Regions from separate parts of the Homo sapiens genome. Here region 2 is linked to region 1. The links are chromatin loops, found by intact Hi-C in ENCODE. Cell type or tissue: mammary epithelial cell. All regions are shown on one strand. Links, peaks and the distances in the headings refer to the core of each region. The heading gives the core; the rest is flanking DNA.

The links. A loop is a pair of places that touch in the nucleus more often than their neighbours do. Peaks named below come from ENCODE experiments on the same cell type or tissue, not always from the same donor. Only the 100,000 strongest peaks of a DNase experiment are listed, where the experiment ranks them.
Region 2: a loop joins it to region 1, with 11 times the contacts of the local background. A loop is called at or near these places in 8 of 110 quality-filtered maps.

The regions. Positions count from the first base shown.
Region 1 is chr4:77,047,926-77,056,012 of GRCh38, forward strand. CCNI (cyclin I) reads right to left here. Exons shown (of 7, transcript NM_006835.3): 5 at 8,037-8,087; 6 at 7,225-7,455; 7 at 1-737. The coding sequence ends at 294. Among named protein-coding and RNA genes, the nearest start is that of CCNI, 24 kb to the right of the region's middle. In mammary epithelial cell, for the core only: a CTCF peak has its summit at 4,546 (motif pointing right); no DNase peak of the experiment used is centred there; H3K27ac peaks cover 730 bases.
Region 2 is chr4:77,305,688-77,313,774 of GRCh38, forward strand. It overlaps the pseudogene LOC100421141. Among named protein-coding and RNA genes, the nearest start is that of CCNG2, 150 kb to the left of the region's middle. In mammary epithelial cell, for the core only: a CTCF peak has its summit at 3,371 (motif pointing left); no DNase peak of the experiment used is centred there.

The DNA.
Region 1 (8,087 bases), core at 1,422-6,421:
GTTACATTATGGCAGAAAAAAAGTGCAACTGACATACTACAAAGAGATTTTTTAAGTTTAAAAAAAGTTTGGATCTTTTGGATTTCTTTTTTTTTTTTTTGGTCTTTATGTGCTTAAATAACGCTGAATTATAATTAGCCACACAAATAATGAGAGTTTTATTTTTTTTTTCTGGCTCACTCCAAATCAGCCTGTTAAGGTATATTTCCTTCTACAGCCTTTCCTGATTTTGCATGTTCTCATTCCCAAAGTAGTCTACCTTAGTTTACACTCAAAGGTAGCACTTGTTGAAACTACATGACAGAAACAGGCTGCAAAGGTGGACAAGGGGAAGCATGTCCCTCTTGTCTTGATAAATCAGTGCCACACACAGAACCCACATTTTCTGAGACATTATCTTCATTATAGAGCCGTTTGATTCCATCATAGAAGTCATCCACTTCCATTTCCTCTACTTTGCGTTTAGTAGAGGTCTGCTTGCACCCACTGGCAGCTGGGAGATGATGGTAAAAGGCTGCTGTACCTCTGACTGGCACTTCTGGCTTGCTGTTGTCCTTGGAGAAGTCTGGGCCTGGGACAGAGGAGGGATGTAATCTGAACACTCCTTTGTCACAGGTCACCAGGGTGTGCTTGAGGGGACGGTAGACATAAACGGAATTCAGAGGCAGGGAAGACTGCAGAGTAGAAAGGTGATGTGCCACAAGCTCCCGACAATGGATCAACTGGGAGCTATCCATCTGGGCCAGGAAAAAAAAAAAGCCACACACAGTTGATCATTAATTAACATAGGCTGCTCTGTTATCTCTGGTGGCCATTTTTCCTCCCTGTGCTTTCCGTCCCCGCTGAGTCTTTTCTCTCCCCACATCTACCTCCAACTCATTTATTTATCCAGCTACCCATCCATCAACATCATCTTAGAAATTAGGTCCAAATCTGTATTTCTAATATAATTATCTTTGGAACTTGAGTTTTGTATTTGCAATGTATGCTGAACATTTACATGAGAACAGAAACTACTTTTTTGTATCCAACGTCTGTTTTTTTTTTTTTTTTTTTTTTTTTTCAGTCTATTCCCCCTGTCTGGAAGGCCCTTCATCCTACTCTCTTGGCCTCTTCTAATTTTTTTCAGTGGAGTCCAAAGTACTCATAAACACATTCATTAAAAATGTAAGAAGCCAAAGGGCAAAAAAAAAATTTTTTTTAATCAGGGATGAGGAGGGAAGCTAAGAATTTTAAAATAGTAAATGAAAAATTTAGAAATATGTATTTTGTAGAAAATAGTAGACTTAGCACTAAGATGAAATGTTTTTGGTAAAGTTTTTAATTTGGGAGTTTTGCTGATTCCTTCTTACCCTTCAGGACAATTCACAGATATCAATCCTTTCTGGAGTTACCCCTGACTCCCTCAACACCCCAAAACTCTAAATGCCACGGTCATCTGTTTCTATATCAACCTTTTAACATATTTATGGCCAGGCGTGGTGGCTCATGCCTGTAATCCTAGCACTTTGGGAGGCCAAGGCAGGTGGATCGCTTGAAGCCAGAAGTTCAGACCAGCCTGGCCAACATGGCGAAACCCCTTCTCTACTAAAAATACAAAACATTAGCAGGACATGGTGGCAGATGCCTGTAATCCCAGCTACTCAGGAGGCTGAGGCATGAGAATAGCTTGAGCCCAGGAGGTGGAGGTTGCAGTGAGGTGAGATCAAACCACTGCATTCCAGCCAGGCCAACAGACAGAGCAAGACTCTGTCTTAAAAAAAAAAAAAAAAGACACTAAAACCTTTCAACGTATTTACCACATTTCAGTATAATAATCTATTTAACCATTTAGCCTTTCCATTATAGACTACAAGACCAAAGGTGTGGCATTGTATTATATTCATCTTTTTATCCCTAAGTTTCTGGCACAATGACTGTACATGGAAGGCCTTTAAATTATTACCTGTAGTAAAGTGTCTCTCTTCCTCACTTTCAATTACAGCATTGTCAAAATAACCTTAGTTAGCATCATATATTCCTTCCCTGCTCTCTCCAGCGGCACCCCAATGCCTACCAGAAATAAGCTAAACTGCTTAGTTTAGTATTAATAAGAATCTCCATAATCTGATCTCAACCTTCTTTTCTAGCCTTATTTCCTAGCATACCCTCAACTTGTGGTCTACACTCTTGCTCAACAGTCCTGCTCTATATGATGCACTAATCTTCCCCTTTCTTATTTTACCCTTAATCATCTTATTTCTACCTGTTGAAATTGTATTGCGCATTCCTTCCAGGACTGGCTAAACACCATCACCTTCAGGAAGCCTATCTTGACCATTTAACTATCAGGGATCACTTTTTTCCAGTTTTGAGTATTCTGGACATTTCTGTACCAAGTCTTACTTATCCTCATATAACCTGCAGCACTCACCATGACTGTTTGCAATACCACAGAGAAAATAGGGGAAAATAACGCACTCTACAAGAACACATTTGGTCACAAAATTATTTTTATCTCTAAATACATTCACTATTTGTTACTGAAAAATACCAGAGGAAAGAATGGTAAAAGGCTGATGTTAGTCATTGTATAATACAAATGCAAAGTAACTGAAACTGTCAGAAATATACAAGAAAATGGCAGATTTTAGCATCTACCATAATGTTCACTGATTTTTTTCCCCTAGTTTGAAAGGCATTAGATAACACACTGTGGGTAAGACACTATTAACTAGTATTAGAATTTGTTCTCCCTCCCTTAAAAGAAAAAAAGTTAACATAACACTTAAGATAGTCCCTGAACTATCAAGCTTACATTTAGGCTAGGTCTTATTATATATCCCAGGGATGTAGAACAAGCTGAAACATGCTAAAAACATTGGAACAAAGCACAGAGAAAGGATGGAGCTTCTGCCAATATTTTAGGAAGCCTAAAAAAAAAAAAATGAAAGAAACTGGGAGTAAAAAAGGGGCTATAGTGTAGAAATTATTTCTAAAAAATAAGTACAGTCATCCCACAGTATCCATGGGGGATTAGTTCTAGGATCCCCCAAAAGATAACAAAACCCAACATGCTCAAGTCTCTTATATAAAATAATGTAGTATTTGCATATAACCCACTCGCATTGTCCTGTATACTTTAAATCATCCCTAGATTACTTATAATACCTAACAGAATGCCTACACATCACTTCATCTGTGTAGATTCAATGTAGTACTCAGCATGCCACAAATTCCAGGTTTTTTTGGAACTCTGTGAAATTTCTTCCTGAATATTTTCAATTCACGGTTGGTTGAATCCAGATGCCAAACCCATGGATATGGAGAGCCAACTGTACCTCGTTTAATGAAATGTTCTTTAGCAAATGAATGATATTTATTGGCCTAAAAAGGTAAAGGTACCACAAATATTCTAATGCCTTGGTCACTGGGCATAATAAATGCCATGGCAGAATCAATACTATGGCAGAATCCTAAAAAGACATGTATTTAAGTAAGAGGAAGACTATGTCACTATAATCTTTCTGTGTGAAAAAACGAAGTAAATAGAGTTATATTTTAGCGGTGGGAGACTGACAAGAAATGATAGAGCTAAAAGACCTTAGAAATTATTCAAAACAAAACCATCCATATGAACTCCACTTCCACCCAAGTCCCAAGTAAGTCTTTTCTCCAAAATAACATCAAAATAAATTCCTTCTAATCTAGTACAATCTGAATTTGTTCTATAAGACACCAAAATAATTTGTTCCTTCTTGAGATCCAGTGGAAGAAACAAAACAAGCACATATACTGGAACTACCAAAACTCTCGACACCAGACAAGTACTCTAATGGAGTTGATAAAAAGGACTTAAATGAACTCTAATTATAAGGTGTCAAGAGAATATGTATTATTTTTTATAACAATAAATGACATAAATGGTAGGTCCAGATGGATCCAGGTTTGATGAACAGCATGAAGCACTGAGGAACCTGCTGGAATAGTCTGACCACAGCCACCTTCAAAAAGAACCAGGAGACTGGTGGGGAGGGGTCTGTTTTTTTGTTTTTTTTTTTTTAAATTTGCTTCTTTTTACTTTTAGATGGTACATGTGCAGGTTTATTAACTAGATATATATTGCATGATGCTGAGGTTTGGAGTACAAGTGATCCTGTCAACCAGGTAGTGAGCACAGTACCCAACAGTTTTTCAACCCTTGCTCCCCTCCCTCCCTCCCCCTTCTAGTAGTCCCCAGTTTCTACTGTTGCCATCTTTATGTCCGCGTGTACCCAACGTTTAGCTCCCACTTGTGAGAACGTGTGGTATTTGGTTTTCTGTTCCTGCGTTAATTCACTCAGGATAATGGCCTCCAGCTGCATCCATGTTGCTGCAAAGGACATGATTTTGTTCTGTTTTATGGCTGCACCTACTCTAGTTTTAAACTAGAACATGTACTTTGACTACTGCCCAGCTAGGAACTACAAAGACCACCACACTAATCTAGGTAGAGTTAACAGCCTGAGTTTATAAGGCTAAGGAGAGAAAGAGGTTTAGCCATCCCAGAATGGTGACCAACAGGTGGCGCAAGAGCTTAAGGGGGTGTAGTGGGAGGTTAACAGGGACAAAAGGAAGATTGCCTTTCAAACCTGGGAACACTCACCATACTTTGTCTCAAAGTGGGGGCTCAGGCAGAACTAGTGAGAGTGGCCTCCTCACAGCACGGTATGTCTGTGATGGACTCTCCTCAAACCAAGACACTGGGAATCATGTCGCAAATAATTTTGGCATGATCTCATCAATCTGATGCAAGACTTTCCTATATTAAAACCAGAAAACTAGGAAGAAATCTGATATTGTGGCCTTGTCACACGTCTAAACACAAAGATATTAGACCTGGTGTTCCCTACCTGAACACAGCAAACTTAGCAAAAACAGAAATGAGTCCTAAAGAACTAGGAGCCATCCATGTTTGGACCACATGGGTTGGTGTTAGAGAACTGCTAGAACAAGTCCCAAAAGTCTCTACCAAGATTTATGACCTTCCTTTTCTTCACTAACTTCCCCACTGCAATTATATACTACATGGGGCATATCTCTTAAAAAGAAAAAAAATTCACTGTATTTCCAGTTTTCAAACTACGTCCAAAGACTACCTACATAATATAATCTAAACCTACACTACATAGGTAGATTTCTAGCTATGGAAGGGAAAACGCTATGTTGAGTGGAGATCTGCCCTTAAACACAAGTATAGCTCCGTTCTTCTATTCTATATTCTGGGATTGTGTGTGTACAAGATTTTCTTTGGGGAAGGGGGACTGGGAAAGGGTTCCACTTCTAAAACAAATTATGAAAACCACTGAACTAGAATTTTTAAGGTTTGTGTGGTATGAAAAAAAGCATTGGTTCTTTTAAATCACTACTAAGTAGCTCTACACGGCTCTAAGAAAGTCTCCAGTTCCCTACACCAGAGCTATAAAATAAAGGAGGTGAATGAAATAACTTCTCCAAAGATTCTGTCAAATCCCAGGTTTGCAATACTCCTTCAGCTAAGAAGAAAAAAAAGTTTCAGTGAATACTCTCTTCCTCTAGCACCAGAAAACTTACAAAAGAGTATCAGATTTTCCAGTGTTTTTCACTAGGAAAACATGATCTCAAAGCTACAGAATACACATGCTATTTACAACATTATTATTTATGCTTCAAAATCTGTCCTCTGACACTAACACTTTAAAGCAATCTTTTTCTGTACTATCTTGAGAGTAAGCACAGAGAATAAGTCAGAAGGCATTTAGAGAGATGTCATTTGTTCCAATAAAAATAATGTAATGTAGGAGGTTTTCTATTAAGCCTATTCCTCTACTTCACAGTCTAATGTGAGTGATTAATATTCAACTTTTCTTTCTAACACTCCAGGGTGAGCAAAGTAAATTTTCTGTGTCATATTATTCATTTAAATGGTGGTTTATCATAATTTCTAAAAATTCTAAGTAGCAACTACCTCCTAGGATTTATTCTCATTACAGCATTTAATTATTTTAATCTAAGACAATTAAGATATCCCTTCAAAACAAAAAACAGCCCATGTTACACTACATAGGTAGATCTCTAGCTAACATACTGCTCTGATCATCAACCTTTTTATGAAAAGACTGAGCTCCCCTCTGCTCACAAACTAGAGCCTAAAATTCTTGGAAGCACTGACATACTTGTTTAAAAAAAAAATTATTTTTTTGCCTGGTTCATTTTCTTCAGACATACTTCTTAAAATGTTTGCTATAAGATCAATTATAACTTTCTTAGAAAAACACCAAATTCAACTATTATGTTTTTCTTTTATAATAATCTAAATTTTTAGCTCAATAACTGCAGTTCTTTGCTACAATTAGTTTATTGCAAAATGTTAAGCTTAGAATTTCACAATCTTCTAAGTAAAATCCAATAAAACAAATCAGAATAACTACTGTTAAATAAGAATAAATAGCCATATAAAGGGAAAGTAGGTTCATGAGTCTTTTATGGATTCAGGTGGCAGGAAAATGGTCTGCAGCAGATCTAAACTCGGTAAGTTCTATTTGGTGACATGAATAGAACCAGTAAGCCTTCTCTCAAAGTAGTTGCTAACATACAGCACTCTCACCAACTTTCCATTTGAATGAGAATTTTCTCCACTGAACCTTTACATTTTACTTAGGTAGTTGATAATTTATCAACCTATACATTTTATAATAATCTGTAGATACAAGTTACAAACTAATCTTAGGTAATAATGGAACTGCCAGGGAAAAACCTCTTTCAGAAAAGTGGCTTCTACCTGCCAGTTTGGTATAAATACTTCACTTACTAGCCAACAATAAATTATTTGCTTGTCTAAAAAGCAACTTATTCTAATTTTTGTTCCTGACATCCGTTATAAAATGAGTGAAGTAAAGAAGTACTACATTAAAACCTACAGATGTAGCTAGGAAGTTTCTTTACAAAAAACTAAAGGACAATATGGTATTGACAATCTTATGAACATTTTAGAATTCTTAAAAATAAGAGAAATGGTTAAAAGGAATCTTAAAAATACTATATAAGTTTTATATGAAAAAAAGAGATCACCTAGCCCGTAAATTTAAAATATATACTTTACTCTTGTCTACTCTTAAGAATGGTTTGCCATTACAACATGAGAAATGTCTTTTAGTTTGGTAACTCTATGTATTCCAATAATAGAAAAACTTAAAAAGAACACTATTTAATTAGACTGACACCTACCTGTGCTTTCTGAAGCAGTTCAATTGTAAGAGAAAGCCAATCAGGAATGAGTTTCTCCATTTCCAGACTAACCATGGCCAGAGCAAGCATGGATCCTCTGAATTGCAGAAGTTGGTTGCAGGCCATACAGTGAAGTAGTTGCTTGGTAAGGACTGCCAAATGTTGAGATGGGCTCAATTTGGGCAAACTGAAAAGTAACTGAGGCCTAGTTGACACTGCAATGGCATGGAACTGAAAATCACAAGAACATCATTTTAACTTTATTTAAATATCTGGGAAATTACATATAGAAATTGATGCAACCTATTCAATTTCTTTTTTTTTTTTTTTTGAGACAGAGTCTCACTCTGTTGCCCAGGCTGGAGTGCAGTAGCATGATCTCAACTCACTGCAACATCCGCCTCCTGGATTCAAGCAATTCTCCTGCCTGCCTCAGCATCCTGAGTAGCTGCGATTACAGGCGCCTGCCACCATGCCCGGCTAATTTTTGTATTTTTAGTAGAGACAGGGTTTCACCATGTTGGCCAGGCTGGTCTCAAATTCCTGACCTCAAGTGATCCGCCTGCCTCAGCCTCTCAAAGTGCTGGGATTACAGGCGTGAGCCACCGCGCCCAGCCTAACCTATTCAATTTCTAAGTCTGCGAATTAAGCTTCAGTGATATGACATATATACTAATTTATAATTTTTCCTTGGATATCAAGTTTTCTTTTTCCTATTTCCAGTACAAAATAAATGAGTAGGCAATCTATTTTTTAATTTACTGAAAACTACACACTCAAATAAGAAACTAAAAGACTTCAGGTATATTTACAATATGAAGAAAATCCAATGGTGTGGCTGTGTGAAGATCCCAATTCAACTT
Region 2 (8,087 bases), core at 995-5,994, 260 kb after region 1:
TGGTGAGTGTCCTAAATAGGACGGCCTTAGCATCCCAGCTGCACCTGGGCATCAGTTGGAAACGACCACACATGGGATGTATGGCATTCTAATGGCTCCACAGGTGGCCACTGTGCTGCACAGGTACACTTATCTGTACAAGTTGACAGAAGTAACTGTCCCACAGGCTCCTGTTCTTGAGGGGAAACTGAGGAAAGATGGTGGGATGCAATGTGGCTCCTGTGGCTGGAGTTGATCTTGGGTCAGAATTGAAACTCATTCTCTGCCACCTCCTGGTAATTATGCAACAATGCAATTGTTGACATACTCATCACTTTGATCTCTACAAACTGATTCGAGCCTCACTCTTATAATCTGGATGATTCTTCTTGTACCCACGTGTGGGTTTCCAGGCTAGGTCTGCTTGGATTGTATTTCAGTATAAGGCAGAGACTTGGTTAGAAATGAACTGAACATAAGACTGCCTCTATCAGAGGCAGGTACCTAAACATGGAGTTTTAAACGAAGTATAAGGGCCTTTCTGGGTTCTGGGGTCTTGAGTCAGGGTTGGGGGAAAACTAACGAGTTGTTGGTCCTGTGAGAACCCCATACTGAGGCAGGATTGTACATGTAGGAACTTACTGGAAGGCAGCTATGCTTACCAGTGTACCACCTAAGCTGCAAGAACTTATTTCATGTTCTGTCAGCCAACCCACTACCTGGAGTTGCCCCAAAAGCAACAGCTGGGGAGTTCACTCATGGGACTTGCCCACCATCCCAAGATGGGGCCAGCTGGGAATCCAAATGCACTAAATGCCAGGGGGATAAATCTAAAACACCTACCAGGAAGCTTGCTTACAAAATGCAGGGATCCTTGTGGATAGTGAAAGGGTATCTTGGGTATGTCCCCAATGAGTGGGACAGGTTAGTGTTTTGAGTCTTCAGAATTTGACTAGGCATGGGGCTAGCCTTTACGTGTTAATCAACATGCTTGATGCAACAGCCTAAACAAGTTCGTCAGTGCCTGAGAATATTCAAGGACCCTGGCTTTGGTTCAAGCTTGGGAATACATGCAGCTGGCCAAGGTATTCTGTATCTGTTAGTCTGTCTGTTCTTTCTGTTGCAATAGATGCCTGTGAGAAAACAGGAGCTGCAGGAGAGCCTTCATCCCACAAAAAGAGGTTCTCTATAGAAGCCTCATGTGGCAGTGAAGTTACAGAAGAGTTCTGGGTAGACTGGTAAATCTGAATCCAGGTTGATACAGAAGGGTGAAAAAAGCATTATAAACTCACACTGATCCTACACTAGGTTTATGTCCTACAGCAGACACTTTTCCGATGCTGTCTCAACATTTGTTTCCCTATTGTCAGCCAAATGACTGCTGACTTTGTTTTGGAGATTATTTCATATACTGTTTATATCCTTGGTCATTCTCAGCCATAGGTCTGGATGACTTGAGCATATTAGGGCATCCCATTTCCCTGCCTACATTCCCATGACTACCATAGATTGTGAAGGGATGGGCATACTATCAAGATGGGCATGCCACTAAAACCCAAGGTGATACTGCTGGAATTGATTGATAATGTTTCAAGAAGAGCTTTGAAATAAATACCTGAAGTGTAGAGCAAGTCCATCATGATGGGAGAGTCTGGAACTTGCCATCCAGAGGGTTGTAGTGGGGCTCTGTAGACTCCGAGCATGAATATGATATGAAGGATACAGAAGATGTAAGGAAATCTGGTTCTTGGTGAAAATGAGCCTATTGAAGTAGTCTCAGCTGGAGCCAGCACTATATTTATATTCTTGAGTCAATTAATTTCCTTTTTAAGCCAGTGCAGTTGGGTGTTGGTCATCTGTTATCCAAAGAATCCTAACAGTTACAGCCCAAAGAAACACCAAGAATGTGTGTATTAGAGTAAATTGGTTTATCGCTTGCAAGACTAATACTGACCTTTAGCTAATAAACAGGGGGCATTAGGTAGAACTAAGTAACACTAATGCTTTCCAGACTAAACTTGAAAATGCAGTGGGAGGAGGTAGAATATCTCCCAAAGGGAGTTGGAAACGGTATGCCTTGACCAACATAACACCTACATTATCACATCCATATGCTTATACAGTTGTGTATTAAAGATATGGATATGTTCTGAGATATCAAACAATTTTATCATTATGTGCATGCCATAGAATATAGTTACACAAATCGAGATGGTACAGCTTACTACATACCTAAGTTACATGCCAAAGTCTATTGCTCCCAGGATACAAACCTGTACAGCATGTTACTGTACTGTATACTGTAAGCTATTGTGATCTGTGTATCTAAACATAGAAAATATACAATAAAAATAAGGTATTACAGGCCAGGCGCAGTGGCTCATGCTTGTAATCCTAGCACTTTGGGAGGCTGAGGTGGGTGGATTACTTTTTGAAATGAGCCTGACCAACATGGCAAAACCCCATCTCTACTTAAAAAATCAGCTAGGCGTAGTGGTGTGCACCTGCATTCCCAGCTATTTGGGAGGCTGAGGGATGAGAATTGCTTAAACCTGGGAGGTGGAGGTTGCAGTGAGCTGAGATCGTGCCACTGCACTCCAGCCTGGGTGACAGAGCAAGACTGTCTCAAAAAAGGTATTACAATCTTAAGATAACACCATTCTGTGTTTGTGGTCCATTGTTGGCCAAGACGTCGTGTGGCACATGACTAACTGCTTATAACAAAGTTTACCAGCATAGATGCCATTTTTATAGACAAGGTATTGCTTTAAGATGTCACGTATGACACCAGTTAAGAAAAGCTGTAGGCCGGGCGTGGTGGCTCACGCCTATAATCCCAGCACTTTGGGATGCCGAGGCAGGCGGATCACGAGGTCAGGAGATGGAGACGATGGTGAAACCCCGTCTCTAAAAATACGAAAAATTAGCTGGGCGCGGTGGCGGGCGCCTGTAGTCCCAGATACTTGGGAGGCTGAGGCAGGAGAATGGGGTGAACCCCGGAGGCGGAGCTTGCAGTGAGCCGAGATTGCGCCACTGCACTCCAGCCTGGGCGCGACAGAGTGAGACGCTGTCTCAAAAAAAAAAAAAAAAAAAAAAAGCTGTAGCCATTGCCTGTGCACTTCCATCCAGGATTTAAAGAAGGAATAAGCTTTTTTAAACAAGAGAAACTCTAGGTTGCAGCAATACCTCATACATGGTGAGGTCCCACAAAATGAGGGAGCTCAAAGAAGTGGCTTAGAATGCTGGCTTATATATGGCACCCTGAACAAAGAGCAATATGATTTTAGAAAAGTGACAAGACAAAAGAAGACCTTGAGTCACTATGGGTGGCAAATGAAGGAGGGTAAATATAAAGGCTATGTTATGTAGATGGCTATGGTGCCATCTACAGGCTGATAAAGGTCTAAAGCAAACTTTGGTTAGCCTTTGTCCTTCCTGGTGCCAATGACTGAGTTTGAGGACCAGTGACCAGAAAACCCACGTGTTTTTATTTTTACCTAATGCTTTTTAACTCTAAAGTTCAGGGGGTAATGTGCAGGTTTGTTATATAGGTTAATTCATGTAACAGTGGCTTGTTGTACAGATTTAGTCACCCGGGTACTGAGCCCAGTACCCATTAGTTTTCCTGATTTTCTCCCTCTTCCCACTCTCCACATTCCAATAGGTCCCCAGTGTGTTTCCATCTGAATCCATGTATAGCTCCCACTTATAAGTGAGAATATGCAGTATTTGGTTCTCTGTCACTGTGTTAATTTGCTCAGGAAAATGGCCCCCAGCTCCATCCATGTTTCTGCAAAGGACATGATCTCATTCTTTTTATGGCTGCATAGTATTCCATGGCATATATGTACCACATTTTCTTAAGTCTGCCATTGGGCATTTAGGTTGATTCCATGTCTTCACTATCGTGAATAGTGCTGCAATAAATATGTACATGTATCTTTATGATTTATAATCACTTGGGTATATACCCAGTAATGGGATTACTGGGTTGAATGGTAGCTCTGATGAATCACCAGTTTTCTGCAGTTGAACTAATCTACACTCCAACAGTGTGTAAATGTTCCTTTTTCTCTGTAACCTTGCCAGAACCTGTTAATTTTTAACTTAATAGCCAATGGCACCTCATTGTTTTGAAGTTTTTATTTGCATTTCTTTAATGATCAGTGATACTGAACTTTTTTTTCGTATGCTTCTTGGCCACATATGTTTTCTGGAAAGTGTCCATATCCTTTGCCCACTTTCTGATGGGGTGGTTTCTTTCCTTGTCAATTTTAAATTCTGTATAAATGCTGGATATTAGACCTTTGTCAAATGCATAGTGAGCAAATATTGTCTCCCATTCTGTAGGTTGTCTACTCCAATAGTTCTTCTAGCTGTACAGAAGTTCTTTAGTTTAATTAGATCTCACTTGTCAATTTTTGCTTTAGGTGCAATTGCCTTTGGAGTCTTTGTCATAATCTTTGCTGTACCTATGTCCAGGATGGTGTTGTCTAGGTTGTCCTCCTGGTTTTATAGTTTTGGGTTTTACATTTAAGTCTTTTAATCCATCTTGTTTTTTGTATATGGTGTAAGGGGGTCCAGTTTCAAGCTTCTGCATATGGCTTGCCAGTTACCCCAGCAACATTTGAATTACAGAGTCCTTTCCCCATTGCTTGTTTTGGTCAGCTTTGTCGGATCAGACAGTTGTAGGTGTCTAGCCTTATTTTTGGGCTCTATTCTGTTCTGCTGGTCTGTTTTTGTACCAGTACCATACTGTGTTGGTTACTCTAGCCCTGTAGCATGGTTTGAAGTGAGGTAACATGATGCCTTCACCTTCCTTTTTGCTTAGGATTGTCTTTGCTATTCGGGCTCTTCTTGATTCCATATGAATTTTAAAATAGATTTTCTTCTAGTTCTGTGAAAAATGTCAATGGTTGTTTAATGGGAATAGCACTGAATCTATAAATTGCTTTGGGAAGCATGGCCATTTCAATGATATTGATTCTGCCTCTCTACGAGCATGGAATGTTTTTCCATTTATCTCCGATTTGTTTTGAATAGTGTTTTGTAGTTCTCCTTTTTGTGTTCCTAGATATTTTATTCTTGCAATTGTAAATGGGATTGCATTCCTGACTGGCTCTTGGTTTGACTGTTGGTGTACAGGAATGCTAATGACACTCTTTTTTTTTTTTTTTTTTTTTTGAGTCTTGAGACTTCACTGAAGTTTATCAGTTGAAGGAGCTTTTAGGCTGAGACTGAGGTTTTCTAGGTATAGGGTCATGTCATCTGCAAACAGGGATAGTTTGACGACTTCTTTTTATTTGGATGGTCTTTCTTTCTCTTGCCTGAATGCTCTGCCCAGGACTCTCAATGCTATGTTGAATAGGAGTGGTGAGAAAGGGCATCCTTGTCCTGTGCTGGGAAAACACGGGTTTTCCTGAGGCCCCAGAAATGTGCTTACCCAGGAAAAATGTGTGTGAAGGGCATTCCTGAAATAACACAGCGTGCTAAATTAGTCATGTTCAGAGTCTACTGCAGTCAGTTGCAGTAGAGGGAGGGGAAAGACACTTTGGCAAGTGTACTCTGCTTGTCTCCAAATGGGGGTCAGAGAGTTTTGCCTATATCTGCTTAATTGCCTTCAGTGGAAAATAATTCTTATGCTAAAGTGGCATGTTCTGGGGTGGCATATTGACCATCTGCAGTGTGTTCAAACTAGGTTGTTTTTCTTACCCATTACCATAGTCTCACTTTGTTATTCCTGTAAGTATATTTAGGGAACAATGTTACCCTCCAAGTCTGGGGATGGAAAAGTGCAGACTGGTAAAAGAAATGCTCTTGTTTAAGTGTTGTGCACCCAGGTCTGACGTGCATAGATCTACTGGTGAGCCTAACCCTTTACAGAGAAGCCTGCCATGGACCCCACATTGCCTGATGTCAGAGGCTTGCCACAGAAAGGTTTCAACAGAGGTAGACTGGAACACAAATTCACAGCTGTGGGTGAAATGGCTCTTGCAGCACTTCTTGCCCATGAAGCCAACATAGCCTTCTGAGTGGAAGTTACCATCTTAATCCTTCTCATCTTAGTCCTCTTCCGAAGCCTTGTCCTCTTGGTCATTGCCAATCAAATGACTGAAATTTCACCTGTGAGATTTCAGGAATCTTCTTCACACCTCTACTATGTTTCACACATGCCTTTGTTCAGGGTAAGCATGTTTCTAGAGCTCCAAACTTGTTTTCTGGCCATTGGTACTCAAATGTTAGCACTAGTTCTGTGAAATGTCACAATACATTTTATTAATCTACCTCATTAATCAGACACAAAATGGTTAGCAAGGGAAGAATTGCTATTTTAGAACTAGGTTTTGGGCAAGCTTTGACCTGTTCGTGAGTTTCAGGATGATAAACTACTTTTAACAGAGTTCCTGAAATTGACATCTACCATTGAAGAAACACTTGGTTTCATTTTACTAAGCTACTCCCTAATGGAAATGTGAGAATCACATTTTCCTTGCTGAATTCCCAACTAAATACCATTCTAACTTGACTCTGTTTGCAGGAACATGCAGGGGAAGGCAAAGCAAGAGTTGGTGGCAGAGTTACCTGAGTCCTAGTCAGTTCAGACCCAGTGAACCTCCAATCAAAACAAATGTGAATTCTGGTCCTGCTGGTCAGTCTGTGTTCACTCCTCTGGCCACTTAAGTTTTGGATGGTTGGTGATAAGCTACCTGTTGAGGCATTGATTAGAGCCAAAAGTAGGTAGATAGCTATGCTCAGGAAAGCCAAAAGTAGAAAGATATTGTTTAGAGCAGAAAATGAAAAGACCAGAGCAGAAGAATGCAAAGTAATTGGCCCAGAGCAAATGGCAGGAGGTAACCTGGCAAACTGTAAAATTAGGATTGGAAAGATGAGGACAAACTTTGGAAGAGAAGATCCATATATACTAGATAACAATATCAAATGGAATAAAGTTAATATCCATAGTGTTAAGATAATAGAGAAATGGACCAAATCATCTGACATAAGATAGTCAACCTCCTCCTCATGAAGTAGCCTTAGAAGTGTCTTCAGGGGATATGCATGCTTGTCTTCACATCTGAATTCTAGTACTTCAGTTTTAGTTGAAACTAAACTTTTCTGCTGCTGACTTGTGCCCTCTTACATACAGATGCCAAGATGGAATTAGGTGTACAAGAGTAATGGGAGTGGGAAGAAAGTCTTGTGAGGGAAATAGAGGAGGGAGTTAGAGGAATTTGGAAGAAGATTAGACCACAAAGCAGGATTGACCTTGTGAAGGAAAGAAGTGTTATGTAGGAAGTGGCTTAGACTGAGGTGCCATAGTGTTTTGGCAAGGTTTGATGGGTGATTTGGGCTCTGGTACTTGCCATCTAGAGTTCCAAGTGCCTTAAATGGGCCTGCCTTAGCATCCCAACACAAGCGTCAGTTGGAAAGAGCCAAGGGAAGTGTGTTCTAATGACCAGCACAGTTGACTCCTGTGCTTCAGATCTTCTCTATGGAGGTTCACAGAGCAGTGACTCCTGGTTTACAGGAGGAAACTTGGAGGATGCTAGTGGGATGAGATACAGCTCCTGCTACCCCAACAACTGATACTAATCCTCTTCCTCCTGCACTAGCCACTCTAAATTCCATTTGCCCTGAGCCGCCATCTCAGGTGGTTAGTGCTTACCTACTGGTATGAAACAAATGTTAATATTAATGGGTCTGAATCCCTAGTGATCATATGCTTTTCAGTTTTGAATGTGAGCTACAATGGGTCAAAGAAGTATGATGACACAAGTCAAACCTGAATTCAACTTATATTAACTTCTCCCTGTGTGTAGAACAGCCCAAAGCTCTTCCTGCTGACTGTTTTCTTTTCCCTGCAACATGTTTGATGCACAAGGCGATGTGATATCTCATTTGGAGTGATGGAAAATGGCACCACTTGGGCTCCTTCCTCATTTTTAGCACCTATGTAGTCTTTCTACTTGGGATAGAGTGTAGAGTATCACATAGATGTTTCTATAATGTGCATCATGGAGGGCACCAAATTTTCAGTAGTTTAACTGAGTGCTTCTATGCTGTGTGAAGCTGTCTGAACATTGAAGCTACTTGCTTCTGAAAGATGC